Linked DNA regions of Mus musculus: regions 1, 2, 3 and 5 are each linked to region 4. Evidence: chromatin loops called from intact Hi-C (ENCODE). Cell type or tissue: left cerebral cortex. All regions are shown on one strand. Region 1 holds the start of Gm40239 (a long non-coding RNA gene). Region 2 has its middle 24 kb from the start of Cap1. Region 3 overlaps Mfsd2a (major facilitator superfamily domain containing 2A). Region 4 overlaps Gm12923 (a long non-coding RNA gene). Region 5 has its middle 17 kb from the start of Cap1.

Region 1 (5,000 bases), 1.8 Mb after region 4:
ATCCAAATTTTATCAAAATAAATAAATAAATAAACTCAAGAAGGTAAACACCAATAACCCAAATAACCCAAAAAGAAAAAAGTGGGGGGGGGGGGCACAGAGCTAAACAGAGAATTTTCAGCAAAGGAATCTCAAATGGTCGAAAAGCACTTTCAGAAACTTTCCAAGTCCTCAGTCAGCAGGGAAATGCAAATCAAAACAACTCTGAGATTCCATTTACACTGGTCAGAATGGCTAAGATCAAAAGCACATGGAAGATCAACAAAGTCAACTAACCTGGACCCCTAGGGCTCTCAGAGACTGAACCGCCAACCAAAGAGCATGCACAGCTGAACTCAAACCTCCCCTCGAATATGTAGCAGATGTGCAGCTTGGTCTTCATGCAGGGGAGAGGGGGCTACCCAAAACCTGTGGCCTGTCTGTGGGATATGTTCTTCTAGCTGGGCTGGCTTGTCTGGCCTCAGTAGAAGAGGATGTGCCTAGCCTCATAGAGACTTGATGTGCCAGGGTAGGGGGATACCCCGTACCCAGGGGTCCCCACCTGCTCAGAGGAGAAGAGGAGGGAATATAGGCAGAAAGACTGTGGGAGGGGATGACAGGGGGCAGTGAGTGGGATGTAAAGTGAATACGTAAAATAATAGTAATAACAAAATAGCAATGAGAAAAAACATTTCCATCATAGCAAAAAAAAAAAAGAAATGTCTAGTCAGTGCAGCTTTAGAGAGAGAAATTTTCAGAAATGGACAGGGACTGAAAGTGTATGTCAATGGTAGAGTGTCACTTGCCTATTTTTATTGCTTTGAACTACACTCTTAGAATTTAAAACAATTAAATATCCAAATTGCATTCTGGAGGATGAGTTATTGGCAAGATCTAAGTGTGTGTTGGATGAGGCCAGTATTAAGCCATCCACTGACTGATTTTCATCTTCATCTTAGTGACTTGAAGGTTAGCCAGTGGCAGCGGTGGTGGTGGCTCATGCCTTTAGTCCCAGCACAGAGGCAGAGGCAGGAGGATCTTTGGGATTTCGATGCCAGTCTGGTCTACAGAGTGCCACGACAGTCGTACATAGAGAAATCCTGTCTCAAAAAACAAACAAGCAAAAGGGTTTAAGGAGGCACTTTTTGTAACTTTTGTTTTTTGAGAGAAGGTCTTACTACGTAACCCTTGCTAAGCTGGAACTTGTGGTAATCTTCCAGCCTCACTCACCTGAATGCTGGGTTTACTGACATAAGCCACAATACTTGATTTGAGGTCTCTTTTCTTAGAAACATTTCAAAAGACTGACTCTAAGGCATGGTGGTAAACACGTGTAACCCCCTATGCAGGACCCTGAAGTAGCAGGGTCAAGGCAAGCTTGGGTGACTTGCTTCAATCCTTATCCCCAAATTTAAAGTATTCAAAAAGGGAGCTAGGAAGCTGTGTGTAGTGACACTTGCCTTCAATCCTATCACTTGAGGGGAGGTAGATGCAGATAGAGCTCTGAATTTGAAGCCAGTCTAGTCTACACAGTGAGTTCCGGGCCAGCCAGGGCTATGCAATAACACCTTTCTCAAATATAAAATGAAGGAGGAGCTATTGGTATAGCCAAGTGGCATAGTGCTTGCTTAACAAATGCAAGGCCTGGAATCCATTTCCCAGTACAGAAGAAACATCACAGGAACAGAGTGTCTTTAAATTTCCTTCTGGCAAACAACACAACTACCTTTTATATAATACATTCCAGATTCTATCCACATAGAGATGGCTTTTTGGCCTTTTGCAACTACAAAGACACAATCAAAACTTTCCTTTAGTGAACATCCCCAAGGTTCATATGGAGCCTGATTCTTAAAGTCCTTTGTCTGTGATTTCTCCAATGAAGTGTCACTACCTATAGCCATCTGAATAGTCCAGGTTTGCAGAGCCTGGCTCAGTCCTGGATCTGAGTATCTGATAATCATTGGAGGAGACCCGAGTGCAGAAAGCAAAGGTCCTGCTGTTTTTTATTCTCTCACCCAACAGCCATTAAAGTCTTCCATAGCATCTCACAAATATTTTCCTGTTTTTAGAGGTTCTATTACATTCCTTATTATGGCTAGCTAGCAGGCATAGCATAATTATTAAACATATCCTACATTGGATTCATGAGCACTTAAGCGTTTTTCTTCAGTGCACTGCTGCCATCTTCAGGAGTTTGGGAGGAACTGCTCCCAAAAGATCATCACAGCTGGACTTGTTAACAGCTGACATTCCCTCAAAGAAGGAAGGAGTGGGGAGAGAAACTCAGCCCTCAAGTGAGTATTTCGTCACCCCTCCCAACCAGTTAAATGCAAATCTGAATTGTGTACGTGGTTGAGGGATTAGGGAGGGGCTGTAGCACTTAGGCAGGGTAGAAATAGGGAAGGGTCTCCATTTACACGGCCCTGGGGGAGTCATCATCCATGTTGAATGCAGACATTCCAGTGCGGCTGCTTTAATGTCTCCCAGGCTCTATAAATAAGCCTTTTAAACAAGTTCATTGGTTCCCCAGGCTGGACGTTGGTGGAGCCTTACTGCTAGGCTTCAATTCTGGTACAAATGGCTGAGATACCTACTTAACGAACGTATCAAAGCAGAGTCTGGCTGCCTGTTTCTCCCTTCACTTCTCAGTCCATACCTCTTACTGGGCCTTCCTGGCTGGCAAACCCCCTCCTCTTCTTTCCCCCCTCCCCGACACTCCCTACCCCGCCCTTGAACTCTTCAGCCCAAGAGATTGGGTTGCTCTTCCTCATATAATCCGTTCATGTTGGTTACCCCAGTCTTTTAGGCCTTCAGGCTGTAGCACCTGTTTGCCCTCTCCCCTCCACCCTCTCTCCTTTCCCCTCTCCTCACATGGCTCAGGGTCAAGTCCACTATGGACTCTCCCAGATGTCCCAGCCTCTGACTGCGCTCTCCCTTTTATCCACAACAAAGCTTCTCCCCCGCCATACCTAGGAGCAGTCGTGTCCTGTCCTTTTTACTGATCTATTTTTTCATTCACTTACCTCAAGTGGTCATTGGCACCATAGAAAGAGGAGGTAGATATTGTTTATGACTCCTCCAGAGTTTTAACAAGATCAGGCCATTATTGTATCCTTTGGGGGAGCAGTGAGACAGGGTTTCTCTGTGTAACCCTGGCTATCCTGACACTCACCCTGTAGACCAGGCTAATCTGGAACTCAGAGAGTCTTTGGCCTCTGCTTCTCAAGGTCTGGGATAAAAGGTGTGCACCTCCACTGCCCTGCCATTATTGGATCTTACAGAATCCAACAATTAGCTCTTCCTGAATGGAAATGTTTATTTTTCAGCATATTTTCTTACTGTATTTATTATCAAGTGGAAAACCTAAATAATTCCTATGGCTCCATCTACTCTTTGTTAACTTAAAAATTACTAATTTTGGAGGCTACTCCGCTGGGGAACACATTGAAATTCTCCCGTTAGCTTTGTAGATAGTGAGTGCCTTTATCTTGTGGATTATGATGATAATGGTTGCCTAGGCAACTTCTTAGAGACTTGAAAGAAACTTTTGCTGAAAGCCCTTGATTGTTCACTTTGGTCTGTAGGAACAAATGGAGAAGGCTAATTAACATCTCTGCCTTATACACATGTCATTTCTATTTTTAAAATGTATTGTGTAGCACATTTGCCATAGAGTATTGCTACACACTCCAAGGTCAGAGGCCCAAATATGGAAGTCAGTACTCTCCTACCTCGTGGATCACAGGGATTGACGCAGATTATGGGGCTTGGTGGCAAACATCTTGACCCACTGAACTAGCTTACTGGTCCTTCTTTAAATAAATTTAAGCACGCATGATGCTTTTCTAGAACCTGAGTTTGCTTCCAAATTCTCACACCAGGTAGCTCACAATTACCTATGATTTCAGCTCCAGAGGCACTGACGCCATCCTATGGCTTTTGCATGTGGCATACACACATGCAGACACACAACCATACAAGGAAAAAATAATTTTAAAATGTATCCTTAAATTTTTTTTCTTTGCGAGGGATTGTCTTGGGGGGGGGGGGGCTTGGGGGGGTGGTTTGGTTGTTTGTTTTAGTTTTTTGAGACAGGGTTTTTCTGTATAATAGCCCTAGCTGTCCTTGAATTCACTTTGTAGGCTAAGCTGACCCTGAACTCAGAGACACCTCCCAACCCCCGCCCACCTCTGCCTCCTGAATGCTGGAATGTAAAATGTGCACCACCACCACCACCACCACTGCCCAGCTCTTGCTTGCTTGCTTGCTTGCTTGCTTGCTTGGTTTCATTCTTTCCTTTCTTTTCCTTCTTTCTTCCTTTCTTTCTTTCTTTCTCTTTTAATACCAACTGCTTTTCACTACCACGTTTCAGAAAACTTTCACAAAATGGTTTTTAAAATAAATAACAACACCAAAACCCTTTACAACCATGGCTAATGTAGTTATTTTCATTGTTCTCAGTCACCTCCAAACCCATTGTGTGCAAAGCTCATCTTTCCATGCATCTACATGATAGATACAGGTTGTGCGTGCTTTATTTTTATCTGTAGCAGTTTATACAGGTACAGCCAGATACAAAGCTTCAGGATAAATTGTCCAAACTTTATACAATGCTAGATTTGAGATTAAAATATGAAACATAAAGTCTATACAAAACTGATAAAAATCAGATGCCAGGACTGAAACTTAGAACCCAACGTAGAAGGAAGTCTTATTTCAAGGGCTTTGCCTGCTACAGAGCAGTCTAAATGAAGTCAAGAAGCTTTGTGTTTAAATTATGCACTCTGCAGATACTGTACCAATCCCAAGAGCTACACATAGATCATAGCAGTTGGCCGGTCCAGCACACGTGGACAGTAAATACACCTGTGCCGTTGACAAACGTGCTTTCTGTTGCATTTCCTGCTTATGACTAGCAAGGAAGTCTGCTGGCACATGTACTCTTTTCTGTTGATTTCTGTCCCAACCTTTGTCTGCTTAACTACAATATTTGAAACTCTTGTTAAATAAGTGATTAC
Region 2 (5,000 bases), 170 kb after region 4:
ATTCTTAGCAAGCACTCTACCACTGAGCTTATTTGTTTTATCAAGAGTGGAGGTGTGTGTGTGTGTGTGTGTGTGTATGTGTGTGTGTCTAGAGACGTCTCAGCTGCTAAGAAAGAGTACTTGATGCTGTTGTAGAGAATCCCTGTCCAGTTCCCAGTACCCATATCGCAGCTCACAACCACCTATAACTACTTCCACGGGATCTGCTGCCCTCTTCTGGCCACTATGGGCATCAGCCAGGCACATGGAGAGCAAACATGCTGGCAAACACTCATAAACAGAAGTAAATCTTTTTTATTCCTCACTAAGGCCCAGGGGGTGAGAACTCAGCCACTTACATGGGAGGCGAACTCAAAATGGTAAAGCTGACAAGCAACACAAAACCTTTGAGACCAGTGTGCAACCACGAGCACAGATTTGGATCTCCAAACCTGCTGCCCCTGGAGAAATTGGAAGTTTTGCCAAGTGTCCACTCTGATATTTTTAAATGAAGTTTTGTTTTATTTAGCCCTCTGGTAGAAAAGACAGTCTACTTTGTTTACATTTTCCATACCTGGGCAATAGGTCTCTTGGAATTGGAGCTACCATGTGAGTGCTGGGAACTGAACCCCGATTCTCTGCAAGACCAGCAAATGCTCTTCCCCACTGAGTCATCTTGCCAGCACCCCAAATAAATCTTTTAAAAAATAAGAGCCCTCACTTCCTGGGCCTCCAAATTACTATCATCCTGCCACTGCCTTCTTAGTGTTAGGGTTATAGGCTGTGCCGTTGCTTACAGCTTTAAAAGAAAATCTCTTTTTCTTTTCTTCTTAAAAAGACTTTTTCAGTTATGTGTGCTTGTGTGTCTACATGTGAGTATGTGCGTGTGTGTCTATATGTGGGTTTGTAAGTGTATGTGTGGGTGTGTGCATGGATGTCTGTGTGTGGGTGTGTATGTGCATAAGTCTGCAGGTAACTGTGGAGGTCAGAAGCATCAGATTCCCTTAGTTACAGAGATCTGACATGGGTGCTGGGAACTGAACTCCCAGACTTTGCAAGATCAGCGAGCACTCTTACCCGCTGAGCCATCTCTCCAGCCCCAGGAATTTCTTTTGATTATAAAACTGACCAGCTCAAATGCCCCAGTGTATGGGGTGTGAGTCTAAACAATTCAAATTTTCAACTCAGTCAAGGGGTGGACTCTATAATTACCAATGCAAAGAACATGTGGGCAGGTAAATTTTGTTCCTTTTCCGCTAATAAGTAGATATCTATGTCCTGTCAGTACCAAAACTAAGTCAGCCTAGCCAAATTCCACTTCCCCTGGAAGCTTTCTCAGACTTAAGAAAACAAACAAAACAAAGCAATCAATAGAAGTAAACTCAAGATTTCTTTATTTGTGGGTTAAACAATGATATTTGTCTCAAGGATCAAGTGTCTGCAGCTCTGAAAGAGAATCGTGTCCGGCAGACAGCAGTCTTCTATGTGCCTTTCCATTATTCAAATTAAAATAAACTAATTAATGTAATGATCTCCTGTGTAAGCAAAACAAAACAAAAAGTGCCCACTACCTTTTTCCAGCAAAAGACAGCACATGACAGTCACATCACTTCTTCTGTCCTTGGTTTCTCTTATTCACTCACTAACCATGAAATGAATGCCTCTGGGTCCCAGGTCACCCGAGCACAGTTGTGAGAGTGTCTTCCCTGATCGTACAGAGTTTTCATTCTACTCGGAAGATAGGAAAGTGAACACACAGTCTTCCAACGTCAGTGACCCTGCAGATTAGATAACCTGAAAACGTCATTGTTCTGAATGCTTAGCCACAATGGGTTAAAAAGCCAAGAGGTACAGAATTGATTCATAACACAGCGAAATCTCCAGGGTCCGGAGCGAGTGCGGCACTGAAATCCAGGGTGGTAAGTATGAGAGAACAGATAGCAATGCTATTCCAACATCTGGAAATATTCTGGCGTATACTTCAGGTGGGAGGACACTACACAAGGGTGTGGATATCAGGCGGGTGGGAATCGTTACGAGCTACTTTGATGGCTGAGTTCCACAGCCCACCTGGCAAAACACTAAACCAAATAAGGTGCTGGCCAGCCAATGGCCAGATGGCATGGACTGGGGATGGGAGGACCGAATTATGCCAGGGTGAGGGGTTAGAGAGATACCCCAATAGCCAAGAGTGCTTGTTGCTCTTCCAGAGGATCTAAGTAAGGTTCCTAGCACCCACACGAGGGGGAGAAGGGAGCTTTGCAACCACTTGTAACTCCAGCTCCAAGGGATCTGCTGCCCTCTTCTGGCCTGTATAAGCACTGCACATATGATAACAATTCCCCTTCGCTGGTATCGTATAATTTCAACAAAACAAACAAGCAAACAAAAACATAAAACGAAAATAAAGTCAGGTGTGGTGGCACACGTGTTTAATTCCAGTAATCTGGAGACAGAATCAGGAGGATCTCTGTGAGTTCAAGGCCAGTCTGGTCTACATACAAAGTTCCAGGCCAGCCCCTACCTCCACCAAAAAGACCCCCCCCCCATCCTTCCCAGGTCAAAACAAAAGAAAACAAATCCAAACTCCGAACTAAACAACCAACCAACCAACCATATGAAACCTACACATATTAGGGGTAAGACTGACTGTAAGTGGGGAGCATACCGTTTCTTTTATGTATCATTTTTTTTTGTAGAAGTGTAAGTTACATATAATACTATGCATAAAGTTATATATATATATATTTACAAGGCAGTTAGCTCGGTGGTGGACATCATTAATCCCAGCACTTGGGAGACAGAGGCAGGTGTATCTCTGAGTTTGAGGCCAGCCTGGTTTATGGAGCGAGCTCCAAAACAGTCAGGGCCACACAGAGAAACCCTGTCTCGAGGTCCCCTACCACTCCCCAAAAAGGTAATTATCCCTCTCTCATCTTAGAATTATGTGTGTTGTGTATAGTGTGTGTGTGTGTGTGTGTGTGTGTTGGTTAAATTTGTTGTCTGTCCACAGATTTCTAAGGAGGAGGATCATGATGGAACCCAGGGTGTGTGGGGATCGGGGATGGAGGAGGATCATGACGGGACCCAGGGTGTGTGGGGGTTGGGGATGGATGCCATTGCTGGACACGGGTTGTGTCTTTTTGGAAGGAGCTGAGTGTGTCTTTTGTTTGCCTTTGAAATAATCATATTATGTTAGACAGAAGCATTTTAAAACTTGTATATGGTATTTTAAAACGTGGGAAGATGTTGCTTGGCAACCCGCAGTTGGAATGCGGAGGACATCTGTTGTTTTCCTCTATCAGCGTTCTATCTCTTTCTTTTGGAGAAGGCCCTTCCCACACTGCACACTGTCTCCGTGGGGCTGTCAGTCACGGTTCAAAGCCCCTCTTGTCAGAGGATGACATCCCATCACAACAAAGCCGATTGGGAGTGCTTCCTCTTGGGAAAAAAAAATAGTGGGAGACGAAAGGGCAAAAACCACGCGGAGCTGATTAACGCCAGGGTAGGTAGCGGTATTAAGAGATTTGTCTGTAATCTGCATATCTGGAACCAGCACGACCCTGTATATTTTAATATAACACTCGACTGCTCTGGTTGCAAGTTTTTCCGGATTGTACCGAGTCTATGAATCTTTCACGTTTTTTCTTTCAATAAATATTTTAAATTTTGACATAAGATCTTGCTAGCTAGCCCAAGTATGAAGGGATTAGAGGGCATGAGCCACCACGATCAGCTTTATGCCCCTTCTTAAATTTGTCAGAGCTGGTTCCTGTTACTGGTAGCCAGGGAACTCCTTTGACATTAGCTCAGCGGGGAGAATACCAAAGCAAAGAGGAGGGGGCAGAAGTGAGTGAAATTGCAATGATCAAGATTTTTCAATACACCTTCATTGGCAATTTTCTCCCCAGCATGCCTCCACAGTGTGCAAAGTTAGGAAAGCTTTCTGGGAAGATGCCAGGAGTTTCTGACACATTGAACTCAGAACTACTCCCTAAGGTGTGGCTTTATAAGATGGGTGCTACAGGCAGGCAAGAGGGCTCAAGTAAAAGCGTTTGCTCTGGAAGCCAGAGGGGCCTGAGTTTGATCCCTGGACTTAACCAGTGGTGGATTCCAGAAACTTGTCCTCTGGTCTCCACACATGCACAGTGGCACCAACATACTTCATACACACAGACACCGTAATAGCAATAGCATGCAGTATACAAACCTCTAGGAACTGTGGTTTGTGTGGACTGCGATGTGAACAGTGTCTTCCTGCTGTGTAGTATGGTCCCTGTGGCTCTCTCTCTCCTTGCCTTTTCAAGTCAGTCCTTTTGATGAATTTGTTCTTTGGTGCCTCCTCTGACCCTTGGATTTTTTTCTCAAGCATACAACTGAGCTTCTACATAAACAGTTAAAACCTAATCAAGCACAGATTGATTTTTTGTTGTTGTTGTTGTTGCTGCTGCTGTTTTGTTTTGGGAGCTTGTTGTTGTTGTTTTGTTTTTGAGACAAGGTCTTGTTATGTAGCCCTGGTTGGACTAGAACTCCATATGTAGACCAGGCTGGCCTCAAACTCACCTCTGCCTCCTTGTGTTGGGATTAAAGGAATATACCACCACATTGGTCAGACTGATTTCTTAAAAAAAGGAAACTATCAATTCAGATGAATATTTTTAGATTTATTATTTATTTTATGTACATGAATACACCATTGCTCTCTTCAGACACACCAGAAGAGAGAATCAGATGCCATTACAGATGGTTGTGAGCCACCATGTGGTTGCTGGGAATTGAACTCAGGACTTCTGGAAGAGCAATCAGTGCTCTTAACCCCTGAGCCATCTCTCCTGCCCCAGACTAATTTTTTTTTAAAGATTCATTTTATTATTTTTAAAGAGTTGTTTTTTTTTTTTAAATTTACTTTTACTTATGCATCTGTGTATGTCTATGTATGTATGTGTGTCGGTGCCTATGGAGGCCAGAAGGGGGCATCGGATCCTCTGGAGCTGGTGTTACACATGGTGAGAGCTGCCTGA
Region 3 (5,000 bases), 140 kb after region 4:
CTCAGGTTGCTCGGATACAGACTCCACAGAGCTGGCCAGTATTCTCTAGGACTTGCCAGGGTGCCTGAAGCCACCACACAAAGGACCTGGGGCACCAGGTAGCATTAAGCACGGGATCTCTTTGCCCTTGCACTGAGCAGCTGTTCTTCCTATGTCAAGACAGGGACCAAGGAGTGGAGGGTGAGCGGACCAGGACATCTGTGCTCACTGCAAGGCTGACCGCTCTGTCACCTCCTCACTGCCTGCCCACTGGGCCAAGCCTTAGGGCTGCTACTGTGAATATGCCAAGGACTGACTGGGCCTAGCTCGGAACACTAATGTAGAAACGTTTTATACAGAGACTAATTAATAACTTAATGACTATGTATATAGTGATGTGTGTATGTATGTGTCTATGAGGTATTAATGTTATTAATTTTCATAAAAACTGGAAACACAAAGCTGCCTGCTTCTATTTGTGTTCTTAGCCATCCATGGAGCACTTTGTGATAAGACCCAGATAGTCAGTGGGCACACAAAGCCACAGGTGCCAGTGAGTGGGACAGTGTTAGCCTTGGCTAACATCTACTCTGTACCAAGTGCCTTTTGCTGGCGTGGCACACATTTCATGATGTTCTTATTGAACCTGTAGAACCCCTGTGTCATGGCAGGACTGGCCCTGTCTTAAAGATAAAAAAATGCAAACCCAGGCTAGCAGCTGCCTTTAATCCCAGTCCTTAGAAGGTAGAGGCAGGCAGATTTCTAAGTTCACGGCCAGCCTGGTCTACAGAGTGAGCTCCAGGACAGCCAGGGCTACACAGAGAAACCCTGTCTCTGAAAACTAAAAAAAGAAAAAAGAAAAGGAAAAGAAAACCCAAGCTACAGAGGATGTGTCTAAAGTTACATGGCGAAGAATGATGTATGTGAAACTCCATCATCCCTGTGAGATGTTAGCACTTTAACCACTGCTCTCCATGGCTCTGTGAGTGAGAAAGGCTAAGAAAACAGCGAGAGCCACAGTGGTTCTGCCAGTCACTGCATGTATACCTGAGTCAGTGGGGCTGGGTGTGCTGGTTGGGGGTCTGTAGTGTCCCTGGAGCCCCGTCATTCTCTTTCCACAACTGTTGTCATTAATGTTGAAGGCAGAGACTGTTTCTGTCTAGGGGTGGGTGTCAGGTAGTGGCGAGTCCCATCTCTGGTGGGAGAAAGCCCAGTTAAAGTACTTGTCCCATTACCGCAGTGTAAATGTTTCCACTGTGGCCAATTCAAGTCACTCTTGCTTATATCATCTTACACACCCTGAGAACTTTATAGTTGGCTCTTAGAAGTTCAGAAGGGTCACCCTACCAAACCACTGCATTGCACACACCCAAGTCAGGCTCCAAAACCACAGGGAAGGAAAGCAGGAAGGACCAGGAGTGACTAGTCCAACTATCTAGGTTTGTGTACAGAAAAACAAGAGCCCAAGAGAAGGGCTGGGACTATTTGGGATTACTTTGCCCTTGAATTTGGGCCTGATTGTTATGGATAAACTTCTTTTGGTAATTTTCACGAAGTGTTTCTAACGGGCACTGTTACATGTATTCATAAATACTAACTCATTTCGTCCTGAGCTCCCTACAAGGAAGGTACTGTTATTATTCCGGCTCTACAGATAAGGAAATCAAGGCATGGGGAAGTTAAATGACTAGACAAAGGTCATTAGTAAGTGGATGGGTTGATGTAAGTCTAAGCTGTTTGGCTATAGGCCCAGACCCTCTAATCACTACTTTAATGATGAATAGTTAGATCCTACCAGGCCAGTTCCATGGCCTTTATAACTGCCATCTTCAGTCAGAGGTCGCCTGACAAGACAGGAGCCGCAGTCTAGGCTGGCTCCTGCATCTAGAGTACTCAGGGATTTTGATAATGTTTATAGAGGTCCACTCCTGTTTTATGGTCCTTCAGTTCTAAGTGGTAGCCACCAAGACTTGTCTTTATTTTCCATTTTTGTTTTCTTCCTTTGGCAGCCATAGGGATCAAACCCGGAACTTTGTTTCAGCTAAGCAAATGATTTGCCACTGAACCACACCCCTAGTCTAAGGCGTATCTTTAAAGTCATAACAATAATAGTTGTTGTTGTTGTTGTTGTTAGTAGTAGCAGTGTAGTTATTATGGCTGTGCATGTAGTTAAATGGTGGAGCGCTTGCCTACCACATATGAGGCACTGCGTTTAATCCCCAGCACCGCAAAAACAAAACCCACAAAAATTAGACTTGCAAGTTTGCTCGTTTTCTATGGTTACAATTATTTCACACCTGGGTCTTCATGCAAATGCTCTCGGGGGTCTCTATGGCCCTACAACCTTCCAGGCTTGAGATCCAGGTACAGCATTTTCTTTAGCCCACCTCTTGATCTCTTGCTTCAGCGCTACCTGCAAGTGCTCACCCAGAAGGTCTTTGTCCGAGCAAGTGTCTGGGAGGTAGCTCTGGCCCCTCTGCTCCTTAAGCTAGTTCCAGAGCCTTGCCCCGCTTATCCTGGTCTCTTACATATAGCCTGTGGCTTAGCATTTCCTTTCCCTCCATCACACTTCCCTATCTGTTGGAAGAAATGCTACTTCCACCCATCTGGATCCAGATCTGGCAATACTGCAGCCACCTGGTTTGACAGGACCTGGCCCTGGTCCTCAACTAAGTACAGATCTCCCCTCAACGCCCACCACAGCAGAGGACCAGGTGTGCTTTTAGCGCCACCTACTGGGAGTAAGGACAAGACACCCACATTGTTAAAAAAAAATTATTCCATAGTTACAATGATTCTATCATATGCCATGCACCTGCTAGGCTCTAAGGACATTGGTGGACAACACAGAGCTTGAGATTTTGGTGGAGACCCACGGTGAATAGATAGGATGTAAGAAAAAGAATTTCAAAATGTGCCGGGCAGCTTTGGTGCCTGCCTTTAATCTCAGCACTTTGGAGGCAGAGGCAGGCAGATCTCTGAGTTTGAGGCCAACCTTATATACAGAATGATTTTCAGGACAGCCATGACTACACAGAGAAACCTTGTCTCAAAAAAACAAAAACAAAAACAAACAAAAATCTCAGAATGTAAGGCCTGCAAGATGGCTCATTGGGTAAAGACTCTTGCTTACAAGCCTGAGGTCTTGTAAGCAAGACCCACTCGATGGGCTGAGAGACCTAATGGCCACAAGGTGTCCTCTGACTTCCACATGTGGCCGTAGTATGTGTCCTTCACAATACACATTAGCAAACAAATAAAGCAATTAAGTATAAAATTAAAAAAAACCAAACTATGTTTGAGGCCTAGAGAGATGGCTCAGCAGTTAAGAGCACTTGCTGCTCTTCCAGAGGACACAAGTTTGTTCCCATCCCCACAGTTACTTCCATCTTGTGGACCCTTCAGGTGCCTGCATGCACACATGTGGCATTCACTCATAGTCATACACACACACACACACACACACACACACACACACACACGGGTTAATAAAAATACATCTTCAGCTGGGTGTGGTGGTGCACACCTTTAATCTCAGCATTCAGGGGGCAGTGGCAGGTAGATCTGTGAGCTTAAGGCCAGGCTGGTCAACACAACTAGTTCAAGGTCAGTCAGGGGACCTTGTGTCAACAAATATCTTAAAACAAAAAAGAAAAAAAGAAAAAAAAAGAATTTTAGATTGTGATAAGCACATAAAAAAATGGAGTGATTTGATGGAGGGAGATCAGTATAGAATGTCCTAAAGACATTCGCTCACATTTAACTCAGGAAGGAGAAATGACCAGATGGTCAAAGATCTTGGAGTGACATAGTGTGGGGACAAGAAACAGCTACTGCAGGCCCTGTTTTTACAAAAAGCCTGATGTATTTGAAGGACAGAAAACCCAATGCTTCAGTGTGGAGGGAACCAGAAGAGGGGTAGCCTAAGCTAGAGGGTGTCAAGGGCCCAGAACCCCCAGATTCTTGAGACTTTGAATTTAATTTCGAGAGCAATCAAAATACCATCGAAAACATTTAAGTCTGGAGAACAATTTACGTTTGAAAATGAAGTCTGTTGGGCTCTGACTATTGCATTATAAATGAGCAAACTTTGCTAGGCAAGGTTGCCCTGCATGTACTGGCTTCCAGGATGCTGAGTTTGAAGCCAGCCTGATCTATATGGTGAGCCCAAGGCAGCTAGGTTATGTAGAGAAACTCTGACACCACCCCCCATCCCTTCCACACCCCCCAAAAAAAAGAAAGAAAGAAAAGAAAAAAAGAGGAAGAAACCTTGAGGGGAGAGGACACATGGATGGCTGTGGATATGTAACATATATCCCAAATCATCAAGAAGAAACCTTGAGGGGAGAGGATACATGGATGGCTGTGGGTATGTAACATATATCCCAAATCATCAAGAAGAACTTCCTAAGTAAGGGTGGTACAAAATCATCAAATCAGATGAAAACATGATAAAAGCTGTTTGCGCCCCAGGACTACAAGGGCTGACATGCTGTTTATTGGATTCAGTGTTGTATGAGCCTCCTTTTGCCGGGCCCTGTTCTATGACGAGGGACTGCAGCTCAATCCCCCCGGCCTTTGTGGGCTTTTCCTATGCTTGGAAAAACTGATATTGAGTGGACATGTATGCCATGAGTGTTACCAGGAAGAGGAAGGAGCTATGGAAGTGACAGAATGAGATTAGGTAGAAGAAAAGTGAAGAGAAGAGGGGAGAACAATGTGTTGAAGCTCAGAGGGCAGAGACATCGCATGAAGGAATGAGCCGGAAGAAGCTGGAAGGAGCCAGAATGAGCCGGGTGTAATTGGAACACCAAGATGGAGTAGGAGCCGAAAGATGAGGCTGAGGATGAAGATGGAGGAGGATTGGCGCCCATCCTATTCGAAGAAGAGCACAGAACCATTCATTTTAAGCAGGTGAGTCATATGGCAGATTAAGGACTTAGAAGAACCACACCAACTGCTATGAGGGGATGATATAAGAATGTTTTAATCTCTCTCACCCCTAAGGCTTCTACTGCACT
Region 4 (5,000 bases):
GGGAGATGGCTCAGATGGTAATGGTGTTACTGCCAAAGCTGACAAGCTGAGTTCAATCCCTGGAGCTACACAGTGGAGAGGACACACAGCAGCAGGTTGACCTCTGAACTCTACATGTGTGACACACACATACACGAAAATAGATGTTTTTTGGTTTGGTTGGTTGATTTTGGTTTTTCAAAACAGGGTTTCTCTATATAGCTTTGGCTGTCTGGGAACTTGCTCTGTAGACCAGGTTGGCCTTGAACTCACAGAGATCCACCTGCCTCTGCCTCTGCCCCTGCCCCTGCCCCTGCCCCTGCCTCTGCCAGTGCTAGAATTAAAGGCATGTGCCATCACTGCTGGTCAAATAAATTTTAAAAACAAAACAGAAAACCAAAAAAAAAAAAAATGATGACAACATCAACTATAAAACAATATCTCTGATTAACACATTTTCTCAAATAAAATCCAATACCACATACACACGGATTCAACAAAAGCAAATCAACAAACACAGTAAATTATCTGTGAGTAATGGCTCACTCCTGTGAACCCAGCACTCAAGAAGCTGAAACAACAGAGTAAGACATGTTCTCCCCCACATCTCAAAACCAAAACCAAAACCAAAACCAAAACCAAAACCAAAACCAAAACCAAAACCAAAACCAAAACCAAAACCAAAACCAAAACCAAAACCAAAACCAAAACCAAAACCAAAACCAACACACAACTAAGCTTGGCTGGTAAGGCAGTACATTTGCCTTACAGGCTTAAGGACTGGAGCTTAATCTCCAGAGCCCACTTAAAGGTGGAAGAGGAGGCACTGGGCTGTAGTGGCGCCCACCTTTCATCCCAGGAAGCAGAGGCTAGTGGGTCTCTGAGTTCGAGGCCAGCCTGGTCTACAGAACAAGTTCCAGGACAGCCAGGGCTATACAGAGAAACCCTGTCTTGAAAAACAGAACAAACAAGCAAAATGTAGAGAAAGAGGTAAGACTCCACAAGGCTGTCCTCTGACCTCCACGTGCAAGCTCTGTCACATACGTGTTCACATGCAACAATACATAGAAACCGAGTTTTAAAAAACCCACAATACGTCACGTTAGCAAAAGGAAAGAACTGTATAATCACCTGGCATGACGATCAACTTGGGAGGCAGAGGCAGGAGGATCTCTATGAGTTCAAGGCCACCGTGATCTACATAGTGAGTTCCAGGACAGTCAAGGTGCAGGTCCCTGCAAAGAAACTCTGTTCAGCATGGCCTAGCCAGGCTGGTTGAAACTTCTCGAGTCTGACCTTGAGGGACTTATTTTTTAGATATTCAAACACAGTAAAACTGACAATTTTTTTCTCACGTGTTTTTCTCACAACAAAAGCTTAAGACACGGCTACATTGAAATTCCTTTGCAAAGTACATCTCTTTTGTAAAGTACCTATTACCTCTTCCACAAGCATGGGTTCTATTGCCTGAGAAACAGTGTTTAAGATAAGGGTCTAAGGAGGAAGGTTTGTAATAAGCAAAGTGCAGGGGAACTTTCTCATAAGCATAGGTTCTATTGACTGAGAAGCAGTGCTCAGGTAAGGTCGGGGATTCAGTGAGGGCTGGCACCACAGAACAGCAGAGATCACCTGGTTACGAAGCACACACTCTCACCTTCCTGGGGAACAGGCATCGTTTCACCTGCGTTCTCTCATGCTCCCTGTAAGACCCTGTGCCCTCTACAAGCCAAGGCTATTTAGAGAAACCCTGTCTCAGAAGCCTAAATAAATATATAAATAAAATGTAAAATCTTAAAATAAGGTCAAGCAAGATGTGTTGTGGTGTGTGCTTGTAATCCCAGGGCTGCGACAGTAGACTAAGGCTGGTGGCACTGGGGAAAAGCCAGACACACACAGATCTGACACCAGCAACACCATTGCCCCTATTGCCCTTGACCTCTTGCTTCCAACGTCTCCCAGATAAGCATGCGTTACTACCAACACACACACACACACATACATATTCACATACATATACACACACATACACTCACACACATATTTACATATACATACACACACACACATATTTACACATACACATATTCACACACACATACAGACACATATTCACATACTCACACATATTCACACATACATACACACACTCACACACACATACACACAACTCATACACATATTCACACACACATACCCACACATACATTCACACACATACATACATACTCACACACATACATACTCATTCACACAACATATTTACACACATATTCACACACACACACTCTCTCTCACACATTCATACACACACACACACACACACACACACACACACACACACACACACACACGAATTCAAGGTTCAGAAAGGCAGATGTGGAAGTCAGAGCCCGGAGGGCAGGATGGAGGGGAGTGGCCTTAGGCGTCTTGAAATAGGGGAATTGAAATGTTGGGAAGTAGGTTGTGGAACTGGAGGTAGGTGCTAGAGGCGTAGGGGTAGGGGTGGGGCTGGGGAGAAGGTGGTGAAACTCAGAGGAAAGAACATAAATGCTGACCTTAGCAGAAAGGTTGCACGAGGAGAGCCATCAAGAGGAGTTCTCCGGTCTGGGGATCAAGGAGAAGCAGAGGTGCTGATAACGGGGACCATGGGTGCTTTCCAAGTTATGATTCAGCATGCTTCACAGGTTCTCTAAAATTTACTCCTCAGCACATTCTGATGACGTTGGTAGTCTTAGAACTATCGTTTCCAATAAAAAGTTTAAAACAAAAATAAAATTATCAGCCGGGCGGTGGTGGCGCACGCCTTTAATCCCAGCACTTGGGAGGCAGAGGCAGGTGGATTTCTGAGTTCGAGGCCAGCCTGTCTACAGAGTGAGTTCCAGGACAGGTAGAGCTACACAGAGAAACCCTGTCTCGAAAAGCAAAAAACAAAAACAAAAACAAAAACAAATATTATCGTTTAACAGAGGGGAGGCAGCCTTAGAGATCACACTGAGTCCCCAAGCCCCAACAGTCAAGTGTTCGGCTGCCCTCTCCCCTGGGTGCTAGTCTACTTGTGGCCGCCAGGGGGCAGAAAGAGGCCAGAAATTCAGACAGGCCTAGGTGTTCTTGAACTTCCCTGAGCCTTTCTTTGTGGCAAGAGGGTTTGCCGATCAAATGGTTTGACCTACTGTTTTTTTTTTTTTTTTTTTTTTTTTTTTTTTTTTTCATTTTGCCACAGGATAAACTGAGGCCCAGAGAGGAACAGTCACTGGCCCAGGCTACCGGACCAATCACAGGCAGAAATGGGGCCAGCGCCCTCACACGGGCAGCAGCTTCGTCCCCTGCCTGAGCTCAGCATCTCAAGGAAGGCGAGAAGTCACAGGGCTCAAGGATTCTGAGCCCATCCTGTATCTCCACAGACATGGAGGCGCTCCACAGTCCACACTGCCCAGCAGACAGAAAGGGCAGAGCGGCCATTACCTGAGTGAGGCTCATTATAATCAAGTTTCTGAGAACCCGGGACAGGGCCCGTTCTGAGTCACAATGACGAGGACTGAAGCACCAGGCATGGACCTCACAGGATGTGGCTGCTACAGTGCTGCTGCTATCATCAGAAGTGCCACACAGTGCCGTCACTCAGGCAGGTGTCTGTCACGTCGTTCACAACTGCATCGCTGAAGCTGGGGATGGGCAGCCCTGGGCTACACACCTCGCTGGGCGTCTGTGCAGACTGGCCTCTGTGCCTGGCCCTATGATGGCCCTGATGAGTGCCACAGCTGGACCTTCTGATGTAAATGACGGGTGAGTAGAACAAGCAGAAACTAAGGCAGGCCAGGAAAAGGCTACCAGAATCCCCAGATAGGGCCCAGAGCAGTGACCCCGAAGGGCATTCCTGGGAGTATGGCTTGTGGCACTCCTGCCTGATCAGGATTTGTTTATCTTCCATACAAAAGTCCCACAAGACTGGTCAAGGCATGCTCCAGAACGTATCCTGCCTTGGGGGGAGCCTTAGGATTACCTCTCAGTCAGAGCCTACTGCAGGCTTAGCTGGCTCTGCTGGGGAAAAGGCTCCTGCCCATTGGTATTAGCATGGGGTGGGAGAGGCTTAGCACTCCTAAATCTCTCTGAGTGAAGTTGATCTGAGCTGGTAAGGTCAGAGGTCACTTCTGCATTGGCCTCCTTTTGTCCTGCTTTGGGAATATCAGGGTCAGAGGGCAGGAGCCCACATTCATGTTTTAGCATCCTTTATAGACACTGACCCTGTACGAGGCAGTGCAAGATAGATCTGCAACAAAGTCCCAAAGATGAGGATTGAATGGGCCTTGAGGTTCAGCTCCGCCCCTTGCCCTCCTTGGCACAGCTGAGGGTCCTGGAGTGGGCTGCACCCACCTAGAGGAAGTACTTGCTCCTCCTGAGTCCCTGTAGGTAGCTGCCACTATGGCCTCAGCAGCCCCTATGCCTGGACTGAAGTGAGGCTTGATGCCAGCCTAGCCTGGGCTGGGACCAGCCCTATCTGAATAAAAGAGCCCCATTGAGATGGTCTGTTGTCTAGACACAGGCCTTGAGCCCTTGCTAAAGGGGAGGCAGAATCTGGTCCTACACAAGTGGCTCTGTCTCCCCTTTGTGGACCTCCAGGTGCTGGACCACAACTAAGCTAGCTATCCCAGCCTCAGAACCCATGCTGACTTTACAATCAACCACGCCCCCTTGGTCCAGGTTTCCTCTCCCAAACGCCCGCTTTTTGTTGAACCTGAATTTGTGTTTTTCATCATAGACCCAGATCTGTCTAGTCTGCACTTCGGACAACGACTTGTCACGAGGTCGGTGACACTATGAAGCCTGGATACCCTGGAGGAGGGGACAGAAATGGGAAGCTCAGAACCCCCAGAGTCCTCTGGATCTGTGGTAACATTGCCTCTTAAGTACCCAGATACCTACCTTGGGCAGTCAGGGAAGCACCCCAGGCTGGGTATGACCTCAAGGACGATTGACAGCCTCCCTAGGCCGGGTAAGGACCTGACCTAGCCTGCCCTGAGGTC
Region 5 (5,000 bases), 180 kb after region 4:
GAATTATTCATAGTTTAATATATAATCCTAATATGTCAAGTGCATGATAGATATTTTATTTTACATTATTTATTTATTTATTTATTTATTTATTTATTTATTTATTTATTTATATGTGTGAATATGTATGCATATGGGCACATGAATACCGCAGCACCTATGTGACAGTCATAGGACAATTTGTGGCATCAGGTTCTTCTACTTCGTGGGTTCTGGGCATTGAACTCAGGTTGTCAGCCTTGGTGGCAAGCACCTTTACCTGCTGAGCCACCTTGCCATTTTATATATTTTAAGAGTTGGAAATCCAAAACAGGGTTTCAATAGCTTGTAGTTTTTAAAAAAAGTTGTGTGTGTGTGTGTGTGTGTGTGTTGTGCAAGTGTCTGAGAGAGTGTTATATTCTCTGAAGGTAGAGTTGCAGATTGTCATGAACTGCTCTATGTAGAAACTAAATTTGGTAGTGGCATAAATCACTTTGTTATAATTTTTGGTGTTCTTTATTTGACATATAATTCCCACACTATAAAAGTCACCTTTCCAAGTATATAATAAAATAAAATAACCTTTTTGTATAAATAAAATAATAAAAAATTTTTTTGTAAGGCTACACAACCATCGTCATTAATTACTACCATTTCAGATTCACTGTTCAGGGGGTAGATAACTCAGTGCATCATGATGGACATGGTGTGGTGGCACTCATGGTCCCAAGAGCAGCTTCAGTCTGTGGCATCAGAGTGTGTAGTTCAGGTTGTCACGTTTTTGGCAAATCGAGACAGCACAGGTTATATGGAGCCAGTCTATAGCCATTAAAATCTACACATATATCTCTGTATCTGCCAGCAAGGAAGGCCCCATGTACACAATTCTTACCCTTTCAAAACCGCGCCACCATCTGGGGACCAAGCACCAAAAATTCAAACATATGCACCTGTTGGTGGGGGTGGGGGAAGTGGTATTTAATAACCAAACTTTAATGAGAATTACTCTGGCACAGTCTTCTACATCTAGAGCCAACTAGGACATAAGCAAATTAGATGAAAAGAGGCCTTTGCCCCTCTGCCCCCTAGAAGCAGGAAGTAGATTGAGCAGCCTAGACATAGTAAACTTAATTTTCTTTTGGAAGAGAAGGGATGACTCAGAGGGACAACCAGGGGCCTAGATATTGGAGTCAAAGCCACAGTGAGTGACTCTAAGCAGCTAAGGTAAGCTACACTTCCCCATTTTCCTTCTCACATGATCATCCTGTGGCATGCAACACAAACTTACAGTGGCTTTTCCCCCTACGATGAATTCTTTGTTTATTTGCGTGTGCATGTGTAGTTGTGTACAGGTGCCCATGGAGGCCAGAAGAGGACATTGGATCTCCTGAAGCCGAAGTGACAGGCACTTGTGAACTGTGGGTGACCATGGTACTGGGAACTGAACTTGGGTCCTCTGAAAGAGCATCAATTGTTAAGTGTCCTTAACAGTTGAGCCCATCTCTCTAGCTCTCTGTCAAAGGCCAGCTTTGACACCACAGGGTAAACCAAGGCAGGCAGTGAAGTGTGACAGCGGTGATCACGGTCAGTGCTGATGGCAGCTGACTGGGGTCAGTGCTAACAGCAGCTGATGGGGGCTGCTGCTGGTGGCAGCCAGCTATTAGAGAAAGGGGGGATCAAACACACACACACACACACACACACACGCACACGCACACGCACACGCACACGCACACACAGAAGCAGTATCAGGTTCTAGCCTTTTATTTTTTTTTCTCTTAACCCTTTTTATATCCCTAACACAAAGTTTTTCTATTTAGAAAGAAAGTTACCTCGTAGCCACAAACTAAACAATGACCACAAATACATATTCTTCAAAAACAGATTAAAATCATTACATAAGAGGAAATTATGACAGGAATATCATTTTTTTTGAGACTTACATCTAACTAAACAATTTTCGCCAATCCTTTCTTTCCACAAGCTCATCATAATCCCAAAGCAGCAATTTTCTTGTCATAGATTAATAAAGTTTAAGCAAGCCAAGTCTATAGTAGCAAGTTTCTCTCATACCTGACCGAAGACAATTTGGATTTATTAAGGAACAGGTTGTCTGTCTTATGTCTTATTTTTGATGTCTTGATCAGCGAGACTGGCAGATGGTTAATATTCTCTGTTCTTATGCTTGTAACAGAATTGTTTATTCTTTATTCAAAACCTTTCTATTTCATCGTGCATACTGAAACCTCTTATATGTAAGTACACTGTAGCTGTCTTCAGACACTCCAGAAGAGGGAGTCAGATCTCATTACAGATGGTTGTGAGCCACTATGTGGTTGCTGGGACTTGAACTCAGGACTTTGGGAAGAGCAGTCAGTGCTCTTAACCGCTGAGCCATCTCTCCAGCCCGGCATGTTCTATTCTTGATTCTAATTTTAAAGTTTTTCTCAACTAACTACCCAGACTTCCCAAAATTATTTAAAGCAAGCTAACTTCCTAAAACTATTTAAAAACAGATCAGGAATTCCATAAAAGGATTAATTCATCTAAACAGCATTATCTCAAGAACTTTCATCTTCATGTTGATCTGCTGGAGACTTGCCCAACAGAGTGGGCTATTAACCAGGAAGTAATCACACCAAGGCTGTAGGCAGTGAGGGTCTCTGTGTGTCCACTCACACCAAGCCAAATAAACGAGGAGTATGACAGTGGCAAACCTGAGAAACCGCATCATTAGCAAGAAGCAATCCCGGGTCAAAAATCTCTGGGGCCACGCCTTTCCAGAGTGAGTGCAAACTGGCAGGCCTCCTCCAGGGAGCGCACTTGCCTGCTGCAGCTTTCCCTGCATGGCGCATGGCAGCTCTCCTCCCATACCTTTAAAAAACAAAACAAAACAAAACAAAACAAAACAAAACAAAACAAAACAAACAAAAAAAGTTTCTTCCCTTAGCAATATATTCTGAAAAGGATTACGTGCTTGTGCATAGTTGTAAGGCACCAGGTGCATGGAAGAGCCTGCAGAGGATGTTGGTTCCTCTGGAACTGAAGTTACAGACAGTTGCGAGCTGAGAAGTAGGTGCTGAAAACTGCACCTGGATTCTCTCTGCAAGAGCAGTCAGGGCTCTTAACTATTGAGCCATCTCTCCAGCACCTTCCCATCCTGCTTTCACCCCCGGGGCATTTTGGGGGTAGAAACGTTCTGGGGAAACGGAACTTTTCTGGTCTCTCTCTCTCTCTCTCTCTCTCTCTCTCTCTCTCTAGTCACTCCTTCTGAATCTTCTCTTTCTGTCTTCTCTTCTAACTCCCTGCTGACTAGTTCAGGACGATCCTTTCCTCATCTCACTCTTTCATGCCCAGAACTCCTAAATCCATGTCTGCTGACCAGATGTCTTCTGAGGTCCAGTCCTTACTCACACATTCAGGAAACCTCACATCACCTCAATGGAACATTCACGAAGGTCATCACTTACTCCCCGTTCAGGGGGCGCAGTCTGCCTAAGAAAATATCCGTCTAGCTGTGTAAGCAAGAAAAGTAGTGATACGCCATTACACAGCCTCCTCACACCCACGCTCACAGCTCCCGCTCACTCTACTCATCAGCAAATCTCTTCATTTCTTCTGGTTCCTACTATTATACCACAGGCCAAGCCATCGCCATCCCTTGCCCCTGACTTCTGCATCAGCTTCCTTTTCTGGTCTCCTTGTGTTTATTTCCCCCTTTGCCATGATATGGCTTTAGACAGGAGAATGAAAGAGCCAGGAGCTAAACCCACTTCAGGACTAAGGAGAGGCAGGAAAGTGGGGGAGAGAAAGGGAAAACAAGAAAGCCCAAGATATTAACATCTGTTCATTTGCCATTTCATGAAAATAGCCCCATTTTAGTACCTGTTATATACCAGGGTTCTATACAAATGTTGTATTTGAAAAAATAAAGACACATCATGATAGATTAATGGTCTTCCTTGCAAGATAGTCCAAAATCTTTAATCTAGCACGTGAGACTTTGTACTATCTGGGTTCTTCTAGTCCTTTGACTTCAGTCTATCTTTTTAAAGAAAAGATTTATTAATTTATTTTATGTATATGAGTACACTGTCGCTCTCCTCAGACACAGCAGGTCAGATCCCACTACAGGTGGTTATGAGCCACCATGTGGTTGATGGGAATTGAACTCAGGACCTTTGGGAGAGACGTCAGTGCTCTTAACTACTGAGCCATCTCTCCAGCACTACTTTTTTGAATTTTTAAGAGAAGTTTTCACAGAGCTGCTCAGGCTGACCTTGAACCCACTCTTTAACCAAGGCAAACCTTCAACTTGCAATCCTCCTGCCTCAGCCTCACCTGCAGGTGGGATTAAAGGCCTGCACCACCAAGGTCCAGCTCCTGCTCCCTCGCCGTTTCCTGTCATTTCCCATTATTCCTGTGCTCGGCCACTCTGATCTCTTCATGCATTCTTGACTGTGCTTTCGGCATCCTGTCACTTTCTGTCCTTGGTGCTGTTTTTCTGCTCTGTGCAGCTCTTTTCTGACCCAGTCACCTGCTACCTCACACCCACCTTTCAAGCCTCCCGGTTAGTAAGGTTTCCCCAGGGATTAGCTCCATGAAGAGAGTTCTGTCAGTTGTCTTTTCTTGATCGTCTGAACTTCGGATTGACAACACTTAGAGTCTAGTCACCCCTTGTGGCCTGTTTTGCGTCTGTCCTGATCTTTGCTAGCTCTGTGGCAGACTCTGCCCATTTGGACTGAGCTTTGTTTCCACAGTGCTCAGTAGTGTGTGGTGTATTGTTTCCTGAGCATTTCTGGACTATCGGAGAAACAGAATCACTGATCTTCAGGGTTAGGCTCCAACTGTCTGAGATTACACCTCTGGCTCCTCTAAGGGAAGTGGTAAGGGCCAAGAGAAATGGGAGTACTCTGTGCCCTTACAGCCTCCCACCACGCAGAAGAGAACTAGCCAGTTTTATTTAACAGAGTGAGCCAGGTGGTGGTGGTGTACACCTTTAATCCCAGCGCTCTGGATGC

Evidence for each region. Hi-C counts contacts between places; a loop is a spot of excess contacts. Peaks named below come from ENCODE experiments on the same cell type or tissue, not always from the same donor. Only the 100,000 strongest peaks of a DNase experiment are listed, where the experiment ranks them.
Region 1: a loop joins it to region 4, with 6 times the contacts of the local background. A loop is called at or near these places in 5 of 42 quality-filtered maps.
Region 2: it touches region 4 in a loop (4-fold over the local background); 24 of 42 quality-filtered maps call a loop at or near these places.
Region 3: it touches region 4 in a loop (5-fold over the local background); 8 of 42 quality-filtered maps call a loop at or near these places.
Region 5: it touches region 4 in a loop (4-fold over the local background); 33 of 42 quality-filtered maps call a loop at or near these places.

Annotation. Positions count from the first base shown.
Region 1 is chr4:121,238,713-121,243,712 of GRCm38, reverse strand. Gm30102 (a long non-coding RNA gene) reads right to left here. Exons shown (of 4, transcript XR_868091.1): 4 at 4,500-5,000. Gm40239 (a long non-coding RNA gene) reads left to right here and starts at 2,205. Exons shown (of 2, transcript XR_868089.1): 1 at 2,205-2,276. In left cerebral cortex, a CTCF peak has its summit at 2,167 (motif pointing left); a DNase peak (open chromatin) is centred at 2,185.
Region 2 is chr4:122,908,033-122,913,032 of GRCm38, reverse strand. No RefSeq gene overlaps it. Among named protein-coding and RNA genes, the nearest start is that of Cap1, 24 kb to the right of the region's middle. In left cerebral cortex, CTCF peaks have their summits at 232 (motif pointing left) and 2,290 (motif pointing left); DNase peaks (open chromatin) are centred at 2,205 and 3,254; H3K4me3 peaks cover 661 bases; H3K27ac peaks cover 1,099 bases.
Region 3 is chr4:122,942,290-122,947,289 of GRCm38, reverse strand. It overlaps Mfsd2a (major facilitator superfamily domain containing 2A), which reads left to right. Exons shown (of 14, transcript NM_029662.2): 14 at 1-440. The coding sequence ends at 49. Among named protein-coding and RNA genes, the nearest start is that of Mfsd2a, 16 kb to the left of the region's middle. In left cerebral cortex, a CTCF peak has its summit at 2,718 (motif pointing left); a DNase peak (open chromatin) is centred at 2,681.
Region 4 is chr4:123,081,115-123,086,114 of GRCm38, reverse strand. It overlaps Gm12923 (a long non-coding RNA gene), which reads left to right. Exons shown (of 4, transcript XR_868093.2): 3 at 3,200-3,762; 4 at 4,736-5,000. It overlaps Gm46868 (a long non-coding RNA gene), which reads right to left. Exons shown (of 3, transcript XR_003955102.1): 1 at 3,442-5,000; 2 at 2,535-2,716. Among named protein-coding and RNA genes, the nearest start is that of Gm46868, 2.7 kb to the right of the region's middle. In left cerebral cortex, a CTCF peak has its summit at 3,038 (motif pointing right); a DNase peak (open chromatin) is centred at 3,043.
Region 5 is chr4:122,900,105-122,905,104 of GRCm38, reverse strand. No RefSeq gene overlaps it. Among named protein-coding and RNA genes, the nearest start is that of Cap1, 17 kb to the right of the region's middle. In left cerebral cortex, a CTCF peak has its summit at 2,794; no DNase peak of the experiment used is centred here.